Regions from separate parts of the Homo sapiens genome. Here region 2 is linked to region 1. A link is a contact called in ENCODE Hi-C or POLR2A ChIA-PET data. All regions are on one chromosome and are shown on one strand. The core of a region is the stretch at or near the end of the contact, and the rest is flanking DNA. Distances in the headings are between cores, read along the strand shown. Region 1 overlaps SHROOM2 (shroom family member 2). Region 2 holds the start of CLDN34 (claudin 34).

Region 1 (5,658 bases), core at 2,427-4,926:
AGAAAGGAGAGAGGGAGGGAGGGAGGATGGGAAGGAAGGAAGGATGAAATCTTGCTCTGTTGCCCAGGCTGGAGTGCGGTGGCTACTGACAGGCACAATCATAGCTCACTGCAGCCTCAAACTCCTGGGCTCAAGTGATCCTCTTGCCTCAGCCTACTGAGTAGCTGGGACTACAGGTGCATGCCACCATGCCCAGCTTATTGTTTTTATTTTTTTTTATTTAATTTTATTTTTTCTATTTTTTTGAGACAGAGTCTCCTTCTGTTGCTGGAGTGCAGTGGCAAGATCTCGGCTCACTGCAACCTTCGCCACCCGGGTTCAAGCGATTCTCGTGCCTCAGCCTCCCCAGTAGCTGGGACTACAGGCGTGTGCCACCACACCTGGCTAATTTTTGTATTTTTAGTAGGGATGGGGTTGCGCCATGTTGGCCAGGCTGGTCTTGAACTCCTGGCCTCAAGAAATCTGCCCCACTTGGCCTGCCAAAGTGCTGGGATTACAGGCGTGAGCCACTGCACCCGGCCAGCTTATTGTTTTTATTAAGTAAAATCAGGAGAAAAAAGAAAACCACATAGATCAGAATTGTTTTATTTTGGGGAAAGTTACTTCTATTGGGGTTTTGCCTTAGTGTGTGGTTTAGCTAATTTAATCAGATGAATCAATGTTTGCAAATAGTGATGGTTTCTAATATAGTAAGACTTACAGAGAATGTTTAGCTTATTTTTGTGTTGTTTTGGGGTCTCTGGAGGACCTGTATGTGCTATGCAGTGGGATCCACACTGTACAGGTTAAGTTTATTTTGAGGTTCAAGGAATTGAGAAGTTAGCATTAGCCTTAACGATGAAGTTTAAATGACTTTTATTTTTTTATCGGTTCCACAAATGATGTAGACTTTTATTTTTTAAAACAGAGCAGCTGTAATGAGATCCACCAAATTGAAAGCCCTGAGCTTTAGGAGAAAAGGTTGATCTACACTGGTTGAATTCCCAGTTTGCTATTGGCTTGGAAAGAAGAGTGTTCTGGTGAGATTTTGAGAGCAGACTCTGGGAATGTCCTCTCTTGAGACTTGAGGGCGCAGGGATCTGGGGACAGGTCTTGGTGTCTGTCATCTGGGAGGTAGTGTCCTGCGAGAGGCAGCAGCCCAGCAGACACCAAGGGCCCCTGGGATCACGTGCTGACCTCTTAGTGGGCTTAGCAGGGCAGGAGGCCCACATGTGGCTTCTGTCCAGTGTGCCACTCGCCCTTGCAGTCACCCCTAAAGGACAGGTAGATGAGGCCTTTGCAGGTCGAGACGTCCCCAAAGGCTCTGTCTGTCCCACATGGAGCACACTGAGCGGGTCCCCTCTCTGTCCATCCCGTCCTTGGCTGTGGTGGCACTGGCACGCTGTGGCATGCTCTGCCCTGCACTGGCCGCTTTGTCCAGATGGAGACAAACGTGCTTTCAGTGTGTTGCCAAGGGGCAGGGAGAGGTGATATTGGCAGAGCCATGAGCGATGGCTGCCCGGCAGGTCATAAAGGCGGAGTAAATGTCGCCTCTTCTTAGAACTGTCACCTCAAGCCCGGTTACCACTAACACCCATTGGTTCCAAGGTGGGAGAGTTTGGGGGAAGAAATGAAGTACCCGACACAGCCTTGGCCCTTTCTACAAAGTGAGGGGCATACCTTATCTGTAACAAAAGCCTGTTTTTTTTGTTGTTGTTGTTTGTTTGTTTTAATGTCACTTGCTAATTTATTCACACAAAGAAAATGCTCCATAATGAAAACAACTTCATCCCATGTCTCCCTCCCACCCACACACACTCAAACCCCTCCTGTCCCCAACTGCAAGATGCGTTCCTACGTCTTGGCTATCTGAAGGTACTTTTAGAACCAAATCCTCATAAAAACCATTTAGAATAGTTGCCTGATAACTTGGTTTTATTGTTAAAGAAAGCCTGTTTGTGGCAGTTAGAGTCCAAAGGCCTTTGGAATGGAATGGAGTGGCATGTTTAAGGAGAGTGCTCAGAAGGCTTTGCTGAATGGTAGTCATGACAGCATTGATGGGGAGGTGAAGTGGGCTGATTAAATAACTCGAGTAGTTCCGACGTCCAGACCATGTTTTGGTAAGGTAGCCAGCGTCATGGACAGGGCAGGTAGCAACAGTTCTCTGCACCACGGAGGGTAGTTGTACCATTTACTCTGCTGGTTGTGGGTGTGCTTGCCTTTAATAGTACGGAAAGCAAGGTCATTGGTCTGCAGTTATAGTAAATGACAAAGAAGAGGAAGGAATCAGATCTTTCTTCAGTGATTTCACTACTTTGATTTGCCAACTATGACATGGTGGTTTATTAAATGTAAAGACACAGAGGAATGTTCTCTGGCTCAATGCCCTTGCAAAGAAAAGGATGCCTGCCACCCTCTCGGTGAGATGATAAGTGATCAAATAAGGGAAGATTTTTATCAGCCATTCGGCATATGTCGATCCCATGTGAGTGGACGTCTGGCTTACCATAGTGACCACATGTGCAGTGGTATTTAATAGTTCTCTGAATGTGTATAGGATCTGTAAAAAGTTTGGAATAAAAGCACAAGCTTCCTTTGGAGAAATGTGATTTAGTTGTAATAGCATTTCACTACTGCCACATTCAGTTCACCTGTGGTGGTAGTGCCTGTAACTTTGCATTCAGAGGAATTCGTGGACCTTCCTCCCTCTGCCTCCCCGATTTTGCCACTGAGTTTCATCTCTTTTCATGGTCTGGGCTCAATGTTTCTTTGCTGTGCTGTGACTGTAAAGTCTCTTTTATTGGTTACTTTCCCTAAACCTCGTATCTCTTCTCTATACCTTGGTTTTTGTTTTTCTATGAAGAGTATCTTCTTAACTCTTCTAGTACCTTGAGTAACCATGGGCTCTGGGAAGGGAATTTGAGGACAAATTGAGTAAAAATACAGTAAATTATTATGGGCTTTATGTAATGAGCAGAACATCAGAAAGGGCTAGGTGGGGATATTGTTTGCTGAGCTCTAGTGGGCAGAATTCCACAAAGGGCTAGGGGAGATTGTTTCTTGAAATCTCTTTCCTTTCCCTTTGCGTCTATTTACATGGCTAGAGCGCTTTATACATAGCATAGCATTTAGAGAACAGCAGTCTGCAATCCCTTGTTGCTTTTTTTTTTTTTTTTTTGGTATGGCTTTTGCCATGTGTATACTGATATGTTGACTCAACAAGTTAAACTTTTTGTGTCTTTTTTCTTATATCCGTGGTGTTCATCCTTAGGGCTATATAAAACGAGTCATATTAATGACTGCACACTTGAATGTGCTGAGTTTCTTTGCCAACAAATTCATTCTGTTGAAACATAGCCAGGAAATTGTGTGGGTGCCCTTTTTAAAACATCAAGCTGAATGAAATGATGATTTGACACCTGGGGCATATATATGGTTGAACACAAGTGGTTTGGATACTGGGACAGCGATCGTCTTTTTTTTTCCTTTTCTTTCCAACAGTAATGGGTTTATAGAAATGAACATTACAGAGGTTAATGGGAAAAACAAGTCATTCGGGTCTGCTCCACTCCTCTGTTCTGTGCCGCTCGGTTCTGCCTGTGGCTTCTGTGGCATTCCTCTGCAGTCTTTTCTGCCATAGGACCCAGGTTGAACACCAGAGGTGGAGGCCAGAGGCGGGGCACGCTCTTGCTAGGGGTGAGGCAGGCAGGCTGGCCAGGTGGAGAGCAACTCTGGGGCTCTCACCCCACGTGAATGCTGCTGCTGGGCCCTGGCGTTTGCTTACAATGAGGCTCTGATGTCTCAGTTTCAGCTACTTAGGTCATTTGGGAATTTTTATCTTGCCTCAGTTCTCTTCATGTTTAAAAGCAGGAACTACTTGCCTCTTATCTCCTAGGACCATAGACTTTATCAGACATGATGTCACCATTCACGCAGGCATTGCCGCACCACTGCCTGGGAAAAGACACTGCATATAAATCTTCCCACAGTGCCTTTAGGGGGCGACTTTTCTTATAGAAAATACATGCAGAGTTAACCATTTCTAGAGTGCTCTGGCGTACTTGTATACATTCATGTGATGTATGTGAGAAGCACTCCCACCACGTGGTTAAAATCATTCCTTTAGGTCCCGTCTTCCAGGAGCTTGCAGCTGAGTGGGCTGAAGAGCTCTCACAAGTGCGGACTCAGAGAGGAAGGAAGGGTGGAAGTTGATCCAGGAAAGTCTTTGCTGAGGACAGGCCAGCGGAGCGATCCTTTGTAGCTGAGCCAGTTTTGAGAGGCAGATATAAACGTCTGCCAGCCATACTAGGTGCTCCAAAGCTGGAAGCCATAGCTGGAAGTTCTAGTGAGAACAGTAGAGGGGGAGGCTTGGGAGAGGGAGGTGGAAACGTAGGATGGGGCCAGCACCCAGTGGCTCACACACAGCTGCTCAGGTGGTGCAGACACTCCTGTCCCACTGCAGCCCAGACTTCCTTGGTCTTGGGGAAATGAGAATTTGCTTTATCTGCCAAGACCCTAGATGCTACAGACGCTGCCGGCCCAGGGAGCATGCTCTGAGAACCCCTGGACTAGACCACAGAGAACCTAGGAGCATGGACTTCCTTTTGTGGAAACTGGGAGCAGCTGATGGTTCTAGAGTGAGGGCAAGACCTGGCCAGGGCTGTGTTGCATGCAGGGAGACTGATCTGGCAGGAGGTGCAGGCAGACTGGGAGAGGAAGAAGCCTTCCGGAGGATTGGCAGGAAAAGGAAGGAAGCAGAGTCAGAGCTGGGGTTCATTTGATGTTTGCAGAGAGGTGGTTTTTGTTTAAAGGATTAGAAGAGTGTGAGCAATTGCCAGGTAAATTCCCTTCTCCCCAGACCCTGGGGTCTGACATCAGGAAGCTTGTCACAGTCCCTGAGGCCCCCAGACTGTTTCCAGGGCTTCCCATCCTGGACCGGTATCTGCAAGGCCTTTCCAACTGCAGACTCTTCTTTCAAAACCTGCTCTTCCTTATCTCCAAGAAGCCCTTAGAAACTATTATTTATCTGTTTTCCCACAAAACGTTCCTCAGCTCCCAGTGTAGGCCAAAAGCCCCCCACGTATGTAATACCACCAACACCCCCCGCCCCCCATCGCAGTTTCCAGGCAGGGGGACCAGGTGGGCCTGTGTTTCAGACCGTAGGCTCCCAGCAGGCCAAGGCGCCTCCCCTCCCAGACCCTGCCTTGGCCTCCAGCCAGTGCTCTTACTGTGCACTTAGTTAGCTGGGGGCACGAAACACAAACTATTTGTCTTGGGAGGAGGTGCTTCTTTGCTTTCTTCTAAAAGGTTAGGAAAATAACCCAACACTCGTGATTTTTTTTTTCTTTTCTTTTTTTTTTTTTTTTTTTTTAGTTTGAGGGAAGGGAAGGAATTCTGCTCTTTGTGAATAATAAAGATTTCATTGAAGCAGTTCTTGTAATAATTCCTTTTAAAAATAAAACAGGATATTTGATATCTAATCTGTTCTTTCTTTTTTTTTAGAGATGGAGTCTTGCTCTGTCACCCAGGCAGAAGAACAGTGGTGCAATAATAGCTCGCTGCAGCCTTGAACTCCTGGGCTCAAACATACAGCTGTTGTTCTTAATGTTCAATGACATCCTAGCATTTTTTTATATTTGTGTTCTAAACCCTGTCCTTTAAAAAAAAAAAAAAAAAAAC
Region 2 (5,715 bases), core at 921-3,420, 85 kb after region 1:
GCTCTGTTGCCCAGGCTGGAGTGCAGTGGCTCTATCTCTGCTTACTGCAGCCTACAACTCCCGAGTTCAAGCGATTCTCCTGCCTCAGCCTCCCGAGTAGCTGGGACTACAGGCGTGCACCACCATGCCCGGCTAATTTTTGTATTTTTAGCAGAGATGGGGTTTCACCATGTTGGCAAAGCCGGGCTCAAACTCCTGACCTCAAGAGATCTGCCCTATTCGGCCTCCCAAAATGCTGGGATTACAGGTGTGAGCCACCATGCCTGGCCTTACTCTTGGTAATAATTAATTAATACACTTTTATGTTTGTGTCTCTGTATGCTCACCATTTTTTCCAATTAAAAAAGTAATAGACCTTAAGACACGAAAAGAGAAATCACCAGTAATCCTAATATTCAGATGCATCTTGTTTTGTCTTCCCAGCCTATTTTATGATAGGCAAAAATAAGATGATACTACTATAGATACTAACGAGTTTGTTATCTGCATTTTAGATCCAACCCACCATGGACATTTTCTCACGTTACTAAATCTTTTTCTACTTTACTATCTGCAAAGTATTATAATAAATGATTGGCTTCATTTTAACATATACTAGGTAGTAAAGTGTATTTATGTACTCAAACTAATGAATCTTCCATTGCTTGACAACATTTTATTGGAGACATGGTCTTGCTATGCTGCCCAGGCTGGTCTCAAACTCCTCGGCTCAAGCAAGTTTCCCGAGACAACTGTTTTGTGAAATATTTTTTATTGTTTTCTTGTTTTAAATAATCATGCTTATTGCAGAAATATTTGAAAATACTGAACAGCCAGGCACCTTTAAAAAATTACAATCTGAGTGTCATAAATGGACACAACATTGCGTGAAAGAAACCAGTCACACAAAAGCATTGACCGTATGATCCCCATTTTGAAAAACAGGCAAAATAGAAGTAAGATGTGTGGGGATGCATGCTGAGATGACAAAACTATGAAAGCAAGCAAGGAAGTGGGAATATTGTGTATCTGAAATGAAATGCTGGCTCCATGGGTGTTCACCCCACCATCGTTCATTGAGCTGCACACTTGTGTGCTTTTCTATATGTGTGTGACCCTTCACAATCCAAATAGCTTAGAAAAAACTCAGAATCTCTCAAACCCAGTTAAAAATGTCTCCTAATAGCTTAGGATGTAGATTTTCAGTTCGATTTGTATCTATGATTATATCGTACATATTATTTTGAAACATGTAATTTGTATTTGAAATATTACGGACACCTCCCTTTTGGTCACACAGAATGTCAACTAGAATGGCTGTCATGAAAAACATTAAAAATACCAAATGTTGGAGAAAATATGAAGAAACTGGAACCTCCATCATTGCTGGTGGGAATATAAAATGGTGCAGCCACGTGGGAAAACAGTTGAGCAATTTACAAAAAGTTAAATGCGCACTTAACATATGAACCACCAATTTCACTCCTAGGCATCTACACCAGATAAACAAGGACATATGCCCATACAAACTTTTATATTCAAGTGTTCATGACAGCATAGTTTATAATGGCCAAAACATGGCACCAAACCAAATGTCCAAAAGCTGATGAATGAACAAACTGTGGTCTACCCACACAATGGAACACCATTCAGCAATGAAAAGGGACAACCTTCTCATACCTGCTGCAACATGGATGACCCTTGGAAACGTGCCATGTGAAAAGAGCCACACAAAACTCTTATACCTTGTATGATTCCATTTGTATTGTCAATGTTGGCGTATAGCTCCATCGCGTGGACATAGCATAAATTCCTTCACCAAGCCCTGTTGTTGGACTTGACGTTGTTCCCCGGTTTCCAATATTACAAGCAATGCTGTGAGGACCATCTTTGTGGCTACATATTTGTGGCCGACCTTATTCATGTCTTTGCACCAATGCCCAGAAGTGGAACTGCCAGTCTGAAGGTGTGTGCATTTTAAAGCTTTCGGGAAATATCGCGGAGCGGCCCTGCACAAAGTTTGCTCAGACTGCACTCCCACCAGCAGATCTAGAGGGTCTAGTGTCTCCTTTCTCCAATACAACACCTCCCTCTTGGCGCTACTCACCCATGGGAGGCTGTCCCAGGTCCCAGGGTCCCCCCGCTCACCATGCTCTGTATTTGTTTGTAGTTTCCTGGGTGCGCTGCCACCATGGTCTGGTTCTGCAACAGTGCCGACTGCCAATTTTCAGTCTTCGCCCTTACCACCATAGGATGGATCCTCTCCTCTACGTCCACGGGCCTCGTGGAGTGGCGAATATGGTACATGAAAGACACCTCGCTCTACCCCCCTGGAATCGCCTGCGTGGGAATATTTAGAGTCTGCATTTACCGGCGTCGCACCAACAGCACCACAACCAAATTTTGTTACCGATACAGCTACCAGGACACCTTTCTCCCTTTTGAAATTTCCATGGCTCAACGCTTCCTACTGACTGCCAGCATTTTCGGATTCTTCGGGAGAGCCTTTAACATGTTTGCACTTAGAAACATGTCCATGAGAATGTTTGAGGAGGACACCTACAATTCATTCGTTGTTTCAGGAATTCTCAACATTGCTGCTGGTGTCTTTAACTTAATTGCTGTGCTCCAGAACTACGATGCCGTCATAAACTCACAGGGGATCACCTTCCTGCCATCTCTCCAAATGCCCTTCAAGCCAGATGTGCAGGAAGTTGGCACTGCCATTCAAGTGGCAGGGATAGGTGTCTTGCCGATGCTGTTAACTGGGATGTTTTCTCTGTTTTACAAATGTCCCCCGTACGGCCAAGTGCATCCTGGTATTTCAGAAATGTGAATTTCCTGGTTGCATTGGCTTTGCAAATCTAAGATTTCTGGGAGTTTATGGAAAATGTTATTAGCATGCTCTACCAAATATTTCCAACGACTCAAGACCGTGGCATGGGTAGTTTGGGACAGAAGGTGGCCAACTGCCTCCTTCTGTTATCTTGTGTATCTGAATGTGGCTCACTGATTTGTTGGTTGAATTGAGAACTTTTATTTAAAAGTCTTCCCACCTGCCAGTTGGTCTTATTGCATCTGAATTTTAATTATTGTTGGCTACAGCAAATAATCAACCCTGTAAACTAAGAGTAGGGAAATAAGAGTTTCTGAGTACATTAACTTCTCACATTTCCCTCTTAAACTTTTGCTACAAACAATCATAGGCCAGGCATGGTGACTTACGCCTGTAATCCCAGCACTTTGGGAGGCCGAAGTGGGAGGATCACTTGAGGCCAGGAGTTCAAGACCAGCCTGGGCAGCATAGCAAGACCTGGTCTCTACAAGAAAAAAAAAAAATAGCTGGGTGTGGTGGTGCGTGGCTGTGATTCTAGTTACTTGGGAGGCTGAAGTGCGAGGATCACTTGAGCCCAGGAGTTGGAAGCTCCAGTGAGACGTGATGGCACCACTGCACTCCAGCCTGGGCCATATAACAAGACCCTGACTCTTTAAAAAAACTCCAATAAACAAAAAACCAAGAATGGACCTTATTTTCTATGTCATGGTAATAACATCTCCCTACCATATAAAGTTTTCTAAAATGTGCAAAAGTAGAGAGGATAGCATAAGGAATCTCCACACACCCATTGCCAGACTCCACAGTTACTGAGATTAGGGCACTTCTGCTTTCTCTTTCCATTCTTTTACCTTTCTAATCTATGTTTCTTTTTCCCAAGTTTTTTTTTTTTTTTGAGACAGAGTCTTGCTCTGTCGCCTGGACTTGAGTGCGGTGGCGTGATTTTAGCTCACTGCAACCTCTGCCTCCCAGGTTCAAGCGATTCTCCTGCCTCAGCCTCCCGAACAGCTGGGATTACAGGCACCTGCCACCATGCCTGGCTAATTTTTGTATTTTTAAAAATATTGGGGTTTTACCATGTTGGCCAGGCTGGTCTCAAACTCCTGGCCTCAAGTGATCCGCCTGCGTCGGCCTCCCAAAGTGCTGAGATTACAGGTGTGAGCCACTGCACCCGGCCTCTTTTTCCTAAGTATTTTAAAGCAAACCCCAGACACCATGTCCCAGACACCATGTCCCTTCATCCCCATATACTCTTAAAAAGTGGACACTTCTCACATAACCATATATGTAAAAAACTGAGCAGTTATTCCTCATTATGAAATAGTCAGAATGTTTAGATGCCTTAAAAATAATTCTGTAGTTTTATTTGTCCCACACAAAGTGCTCACTCTGCCTCTGAAGTGTCCATCTAAAACACTCCCCCAGTGCACGCGCGCACACACACACACACAGAGCAACCCCTCTGCCTTTTTTTTTTTTTTTTTCCCTGAGGCAGGGTCTCACTCTGTCACCCAGGTTGGAGTGCAGTGGCATGATCAAGGATTGGTGCAGCCTTGACCTCCAGGCTCTGGTGAGCCTCCCACCTCAACCTCCAAAGTAGATGGGACTACAAGCGTGCACCACCATGCCTGCCTAATTTTTTGTATTTTTATAAAGATGAGGTCTTGCCATGTTGCCCAGGCAGGTCTTGAACTCCTGGGCTCAAGCGATCCTCTTGCCTCAGCCTCCCAAGCACTGAGATTACATGTGAGAACCACCGTGCCTGACCTCATGTGCCTTTTTAATAAATGATTTTGATTTGCTGAAGAAAGTGGATTAATTTAACTCGTTACCTCTAGAGGCTTGATTAGAGTCCTGGTCAGTTCTCAGGAAGAGTATTTCATAGGTGGTACCACGTACTTCCTGCTGACTGCACTATGCCAGGGGTACATGGTCATTATCCCTTTCAGTGATGCTAACATTGATCAGTGGATCCATGAAGGGAACGCCTGATCCCTTTTGTAAGTTGCTTCATAAAACTTCCACCCAACCCTAATGGTTTCATCTATTGATGGTCCTTGTTAGAATAAATTATCGCACTGAGGATTGCGAGTGGTGACCTTTCCTTTCTTCCATCCCTCCCCCTCCCTCTCTCCCTCGTTCCCTTCCTTCCCTTCTTCCCTCTCTCCCTTCCTTCCTTCCCTCCTTTCCTCCTTTCCTCCTTTCATTCTCTCCCTCCCTCCTTCCCTCCTTCTCTTTTTCTCTTCCTCTCTCCCCCCCTCCCTCTGTTCCTCCTTCATTCCATCCCTCCCTCCCTCCCCTCCTCTCCCTCCCTTTTTCCTCCTTCTCTTTCTCCCTTCTTCCCTCTTTCTCTTCTTCCATCTTTCTCTTCTTCCCTCCTTCCCTAATTCTTTCCCTCTGTTTCTCTTTCCCTCCTTCCCTCTCTCCATCTCTCCCTCCTTCCCTCCTTCCCTCCTTCCCTCCTTCTCTCCCTCCCTCCTTCCTTCCTTCTCTTCTTTCCCTCCCCTCTTCCCTCCTTCTCGTCCTCCCTCCTTCCCTCCTTTTCTCCTTCCCTCCCTCCCTCCTCTCCTCCTTCTCTCCCTCCCTACTTCCCTCCCTCCCTTCTTCCTACAGGAATCTCTGTCGCCCAGGTTAGAGTGCAGTGGCAGGATCATGGGTCACCGTAATCTCACACTCTTGAGCTCAAGCAACCTGCAACCCTCCCGCCTTAGCCTTCCAAGTAGCTGGGACGGGAGGTGTGTGCCACCATGCCCAGCTAATTTCTAATAAGTTTTTGTAGAGATGGGATCTCACTATGTTGCCCAGGCTGGTCTCCCACTCCTGTCCTCAAGCAATCCTCCTGTCTCGACCTCCCAAAGCTGCAAGTGGTGACTTTCTAATGTGAACATTCTAGCCAGATA

The links. A loop is a pair of places that touch in the nucleus more often than their neighbours do. ChIA-PET counts read pairs that join two places held with the same protein, here RNA polymerase II (POLR2A). Pooled maps may share reads with other maps.
Region 2: a map of Panc1 shows a loop between it and region 1 (10-fold over the local background). The contact joins the promoter of CLDN34 here to the enhancer-like site in region 1. A Hi-C loop is called at or near these places in 5 of 168 maps with a recorded cell type or tissue (GM12878, IMR-90, K562 and 2 more), 2 of 37 single-sample maps with no recorded cell type and 9 of 50 pooled maps. POLR2A ChIA-PET finds 5 or more read pairs at or near these places in 4 of 52 experiments (AG04449, AG04450, SK-N-SH and 1 more).

Annotation. Positions count from the first base shown.
Region 1 is chrX:9,879,040-9,884,697 of GRCh38, forward strand. All of the region lies in intron 2 of SHROOM2 (shroom family member 2), which reads left to right. Among named protein-coding and RNA genes, the nearest start is that of CLDN34, 85 kb to the right of the region's middle. Within about 2 kb of position 3,677, at least 2 of the 41 ENCODE cell types and tissues checked have a DNase peak (open chromatin) inside an H3K27ac peak, as active enhancers do; they include endothelial cell of umbilical vein, where a contact is called at or near this core.
Region 2 is chrX:9,965,188-9,970,902 of GRCh38, forward strand. It overlaps CLDN34 (claudin 34), which reads left to right and starts at 2,171. Exons shown (of 1, transcript NM_001195081.2): 1 at 2,171-3,165. The coding sequence starts at 2,171. The coding sequence ends at 2,815.